Regions from separate parts of the Homo sapiens genome. Here region 1 is linked to region 2. The links are chromatin loops, found by intact Hi-C in ENCODE. Cell type or tissue: breast epithelium. All regions are shown on one strand. Each heading gives the region's core, and the rest is flanking DNA. Links, peaks and the distances in the headings are about the cores only.

Region 1 (2,915 bases), core at 177-2,676, 51 kb before region 2:
CTGGAAACAGCAAGACTGTTGGTTCACTGTGAACACTCCCAGACCCTTCCCCCTGAGCCCAGCCTCGGAATTTGGCTCAGGAAGTGATGCCGGCAGCCTTGACATGTAGGCCACAATCTCACACTCACGCTTCTCAAACCAGGGCACACACAGGGCACACAGAACCCCAGAGCAAGTGTGCCCGACGACCCCTGAACACCAGATGAAACCACAGCTAAATGGGGTATGCTCTTTGGGAGTGCCAATTTTATTCCATATAAATTTGAAGTACTTTTTTATAAAAACAGACATGCAAAATTTGTGAGAAGTTTTAAAAATAAAATGAGACCCCAGAGAAATCCTAGGAGCTCCCCTTGCCCTGCTCTGCAGTTAGGGTTGCTGTGATGAGACGGTCTAAGGATCAGACCAGTGCACACAGGTAGGTCAATGCTGCTGGCCGTGGGCCTGCATGTTAGAAACTGCCGGAGACTTTCTGTGTACAAAGTGCTCAGTGATCGGGGCGGGATGACAGGCTCCCCAGGGGCTGAGCATCATGCCTCCTCTTTGGTGGTTACACCAGAGGCTAAATATGTTGTCCTGCTCCCTGGCGTACTTTGTTAACAAAAGAACAGCACAACAGGGGAACTGAGTCCTAGAAAAAAATGAAGAGGGCACAGGGTCCAGGTCCTCTGACGCCACGATCAGGGCTTTTGAAATGCTGGTTCTCCCTGTCCCTGCTGTGTCAGACTCACTGATGGGGAGAGGACTTCCCTGGACCCCGTCACCAGTTGGGCCACTGGAACACGAGCTGTCGGTGGGCGTGGTGGCCAGGTGGGGCTGGCTGGTAGGGCCGTCTGGAAGGCAGCTGAGCAGGCCTCGGAGAGGGCAGGGCTCTCTTGCCGCAGCTGCTGTCGGGAAAGAGGGAGAATCAACAACTGGTAAGATGCCCCTAACATTGTCACACTGTCACATTCTGGGTCCTTTCCTTGCCATGTACTAACAATGACCAGGATGTCAGCCACCTATGTGTTGTCATCACTGGGCTCTGAATGGGGCCATGGTGGGTGGAGGGTGACAAAGCCACACAGAAACCACCATGCGAAAGTCAGAGCTGCCCTCTCGCCAGCTATGGGCATGTGCTCAGAGGGCGGCACACGGCCTAGCCACGAGGAACAGCAGGTGACTCTGCCTCCCGGCCTGTGCCTGCAAGCCCACATGCAGTGCAGTGCCGTGGACTTGTGCTTCATCATGCGGAGTGCAGAGGAGGCTGCGTGCACTGCCCCACTGTCTGACTTACCCTCGGGGCTCGCTCTCTCTCCATCCAGGCTGGCTCCCCGGCTCTCGCTCTCGGGGCTGTCCATAGCGCCCTTGACTTCTCCAAACAAGAACTCTGGGATCTCCTTCACCAGCTGCACCAGGGCTGTGAGGTGCAGGCTGTGCCGGGGCTGTCCCCCTGCAGAGAGGCCACAGTGACCCCCCCGCACCCCTGCGGCTGCTCAGCACTCACACCTACGTGCGTGTTTTCACACCCAGCATCTCACGTAATCCTCCCAGCCACATGAGGAGCAGCCAGAGGAGACACCATGTCCCATGAGATATAGAGGACCTGGGCTCAGGCCAGGCGCTCTGGCCAAGGGACAGCCAGGGCATGGGGGCGGGGCCTGGGTAACAGGGCTCCTCTGTTCTACGTTACTCATTAATCTCCATGCCTCCCAGGGGAATGCCCAGGCGGGCTGCCGCTACACTTCTTCCACCATCTGGGCCCTCTGCCTTTCCTGGCACCCCCTAAATGCCTGGCCTTGCCCAGTCTGGGCCGGTGGAGCACATCCACCATCTGAGGTCTTGGGATGTAAGCCTCGTGGCAGGACTTTTGGGAGCTGGAGCAGGTTCTGCAGGGGTGGCTGTGATAAGGCTTCAGGGTGGTGGTGGGTGGGGGGCCTGAGGCAGGAGGTACTCTCCAGGGTGACCCCAGGCTTTCTCTGAGTGCTTCTCTGCATAACAGGCTTCCAGCCCAGAGGGATGAGGGGTGAAAGCTTGGGAGGTTGCAGTAGGGGAGGCAGGGAGGTGAGAGGCTGGACTGAGTAGGCTGAGGTCACGCATTGCCTGGGGCTGAGGACCGATGAGTGGGAGGAGACACCCAAAGTCTGACAGATAACTTACCCTGGGGATCTCCACAACCAGCAGGCTCCTGCCCCTCATCAGCGTGGCTCCCTCCCCCAACAGCTCTTCCAGGCTCTGAGGGTGACAGGAAAGCAGAGAGGGGGAGCAGCTCAGCTGTCCCTGGGAAAGAAGAGGGAACTGTGGCCCTGGGAATGGAGTGGTCTCCGCTTCGCACACAGTTGCATAGCAGCCCAGGCCCCTGCAGGTCTGTGCACATTCATGTGACCACTTAAACTCAAAGAACCGCAGAGTGGTCGGAACCTCAGAGGCCGCCGCATACCCCCACCGAATTGTACCTAGAACCCGGTCCCGGGACATAGAATAGCAGCAGCGTGAACGATCCCCGTGTTCATTTCTCAGGTGGAAAGACTAAGGCTGCCGGGTCCAGGGACTCCGGCCTCCCTTCCACCGCCCACCAGGCTCCTGCCACACGTGCTGCTCCCTCCCGTCCTTACCCACAGAGACCAGCGTCTCGTAGTTCTCCCGCATCACGTCTCGGTAGAACTCCCTCTGCCCCTCCTCCAGGAGCCGCCACTCCTCCTCCGAGAACCGCACGGCCAAGTCCTTGAAGGTGATGGACACCTGCAGGCACAGTCTCCGGGGGGGTTGGTTGTTCCATCCCAGAGGGGACAGCCTAGCTGTCCCTGCACTTGGTAACCCCACCTAGGCCTCCAGGCGCACACTCCAGGATAATAGCCAGGGTCTGACATGCAGGAATCCCCTCAAGAGACAGTGCTGGGGGTGAGCTGTGTCTCTGCAGAGACACGCTGAAGTCC
Region 2 (2,915 bases), core at 150-2,649:
TTAAACATATAGCTGTTTTTTACCTCTAGACATTTTCAGAATTCTAAAACTATGTGGGGCAAGAGGTTATAAAATTAAGGAAAATCTCTGGGAAAAAGAACAGAATTTATAACAATTTCATGGTACTAAGAAGATGAAAATTCCTGGGGTAGAGAAAGGGGAAAGAACACGCCAGGAGAAAGTGAAAGCCCTGAAGAAAGTAGTGAATTGACACTGAGGATCTGCAGCCACTGTTTCTCTGGGACACTTGCCAATTCTAAGCCCAGCTAGAGGCTGAGCTCCCAATGTTGGCACCAGCATACATGTGTCAGGAAATAGGAACACCAAGGGAGCTTTTGAACAGATGTACAATGCTGGAGCATGAAAATGGAGACTTTAGAGTCCTTAAATACATAGCTGGTTTCACTCCTCAAGAAAATTGCTGAGTTGTGAAGCTCCATGAAGGAAGAATCCAGAAATATAAGCCCAAACTCTAAAAACAAGAGTGGATTTTTCGGTTGAGAAGAGAAAGACCTGCCAGGTTTTTTATTGCAAACCTGGTAGGGCAACGCTCAAAAAGTGGGACAAGTCACAGATAGAAGGAGCATTACCAAAATTACATTTTCATTTTTCTTAGCAGAAAAGACCACTCATTTCCTTATTGGTTTAAAATCATCAGCCCTCCACTCTATCTTCTTTCAAAAAAGAAGAAGCAGAAGAAGGAGGAGGAGGAGGGAGCAGGAAGAGCAGGAAGAGGAGGAGGAGGGTGAATTTTGTCTAGTAGAAAATAATTTTATTGAGAGCCTTTATTCTTTTAATACACAATGTCTGGCATTCAATAAAGATTACTAGGTATATCAACAGTCAGAGAAATATGAACAAAACCAAAAGAAAAACAGACAGTCGAAGCAAGTGATCTAGATATCATAGAATTTAAAATAACTTTGATAATATATTTAGGAAAACAGGAACATAGAAAAAATGTGAGAAAAGTGTGAATTTCACGTTCTAATTTGTAAGAAAAAATTCAAAGGAAATTCTAAAACAAAAATTATAATATTTAACATTAAAATTGTAATACGTGCATTTAACAGAAACTTAGTCACAGTGGACCACTGGATTAGTGAACAGAAAAACAAATCAATAGAAAAATATCTAAACTGAAGCACAGAAAGGTAAAGAATGGATGAAAAGAAAAGGAAAATAGGATATAAATGGGAAACAGTTAAAAGTTCTTACATGTCATTGAAATTCCAAAAGGAGGTAAGAAAGTGAATGAAGCAAAACCAAGATGTGAAAGGATAATTGACAAGCATTTTCCAAAACTAATGGAAAACATCAACCCACTTATTTAAGAAATTCAGTTAGTCAAAAGGAAATAAAAACAAAGGAGAATATTAACGCCATCTGTAGGTGATGGAGGAAAAGACAGAGGACAAAACATACAAACAAAACCAAAAGAAACCATGTTTTTAAAGAGTGAGGAAGAGGCCAGGCACGGTGGCTCACGTCTGTAATCCTAGCATTTTGGTAGGGCTGAGGTGGGCGGATCACTTGACGTCAGGAGTTCAAGACCAGACTGGCCAACATGGTGAAACCCCATCTCTACTTAAAATACAAAAATTAGCCAGGCCTGGTGGCATGTGCCTATAATCCCAGCTACTTGAGAGGCTGAGGCAGGAGAATCACTTGAACACAGGAGGTGGAGGTTGCAGTGAGCCAAGATTGTGCCACTGCACTCCAGCCTGGGTGACAGAACGAGACTCCGTCTCAAAGAAAAAATAAAAAAAAAAAAGAGAGAGAGAGGAAGAGAAATCTGAAAAAGCAATCAGTAGGGAAAAAAATCAAATTTTACAATTAACAGATGATTTGCCAAAAGAAATTATGGGAGCCAGGTGACATGAAACAATATTTTTACAGTGCTGAAAGTAAATAACCCAATTACTTTAAATAATATAAAAGTATTTAAAACTCCAATTAAAATATAAAATTTTCAGACTGAATGAGAAAACAAAACCACACTATAAGTTGCTTAGTTGAAACTTAAGCGTAGGGTCACATATAGCAGGTGAAAGTATAAATAAAAACACACCGTACAAACAATAACCAAAGAGGCTAGTATAGCAATATTAATATGATGCAAAATAGACTTTAACTTGATAAGAGTTTCTACAGATAGAGGGGATATTTAAAAATGATAAGGAGGTCAATCTAGCAGGAAGCTATTATAATCCCAAATCTGAATGCACCTAAAAATATAGTGTGAAAATAAACAAAAATGGATAGAACTAAAAATAGAAATAGACATATCCTTAATCATAGTGGCAGATTTTAACACACCTTTTTCTGTAGCTAATAGAAAAGGCAAATAAAATGTTGCTAAGCATATGAAGAATCTGAATAACACAACCAGAAAATATGACCTATTTGATATATAATGAACAGTGCACCATTCAATAGCACATTTTATATATTTTAATGCGCACAGTACATTTATCAAAGTTAACAATATTTGGTGATATAAAGTAAGTTGCCACAAATTTGAGGATTGAAATCATAGAGAATGTTTTCGGACCATATTATAGCTGAATTAGGCTAAGTTATGAGAAACAGAAATAACTAGAAATCCCCAGCCTCTTGGAAGCCAAACAATACACTTCCAAATAACCTATAAGCAAAAGAAGAGATCAAAATAGAAATTAGAAAGTATCTTGAACCAAATGTTAACAAAGATATAACAAATCAAAATTCATGTGGTACAGGTAAAGTCATGAATTCACGCTCTTTTTTGTTTGTTTGTTTGCTTTTTGAGATGGAGTCTCGCTCCCATCGTGCAGTGGTGTGATCTTGGCTCACTGCAACCTCCACCTCCCGGGTTTAAGTGATTTTCCTTCCTCAGCCTCCTGAGTAGCTGGGATTACAGGCATGCGCCACCA

Evidence for each region. Hi-C counts contacts between places; a loop is a spot of excess contacts. Peaks named below come from ENCODE experiments on the same cell type or tissue, not always from the same donor. Only the 100,000 strongest peaks of a DNase experiment are listed, where the experiment ranks them.
Region 1: it touches region 2 in a loop (2.3-fold over the local background); 12 of 110 quality-filtered maps call a loop at or near these places.

The regions. Positions count from the first base shown.
Region 1 is chr7:149,719,352-149,722,266 of GRCh38, reverse strand. It overlaps KRABD3 (KRAB domain containing 3), which reads right to left. Exons shown (of 17, transcript NM_001290187.2): 2 at 2,595-2,721; 3 at 2,140-2,259; 4 at 1,277-1,432; 5 at 732-884. Among named protein-coding and RNA genes, the nearest start is that of KRABD3, 5.9 kb to the right of the region's middle. RefSeq lists an enhancer at 1,114-2,008. In breast epithelium, for the core only: no CTCF peak of the experiment used is centred there; a DNase peak (open chromatin) is centred at 1,626.
Region 2 is chr7:149,667,848-149,670,762 of GRCh38, reverse strand. No RefSeq gene overlaps it. Among named protein-coding and RNA genes, the nearest start is that of TRC-GCA21-1, 4.5 kb to the right of the region's middle. In breast epithelium, for the core only: a CTCF peak has its summit at 1,373; a DNase peak (open chromatin) is centred at 255.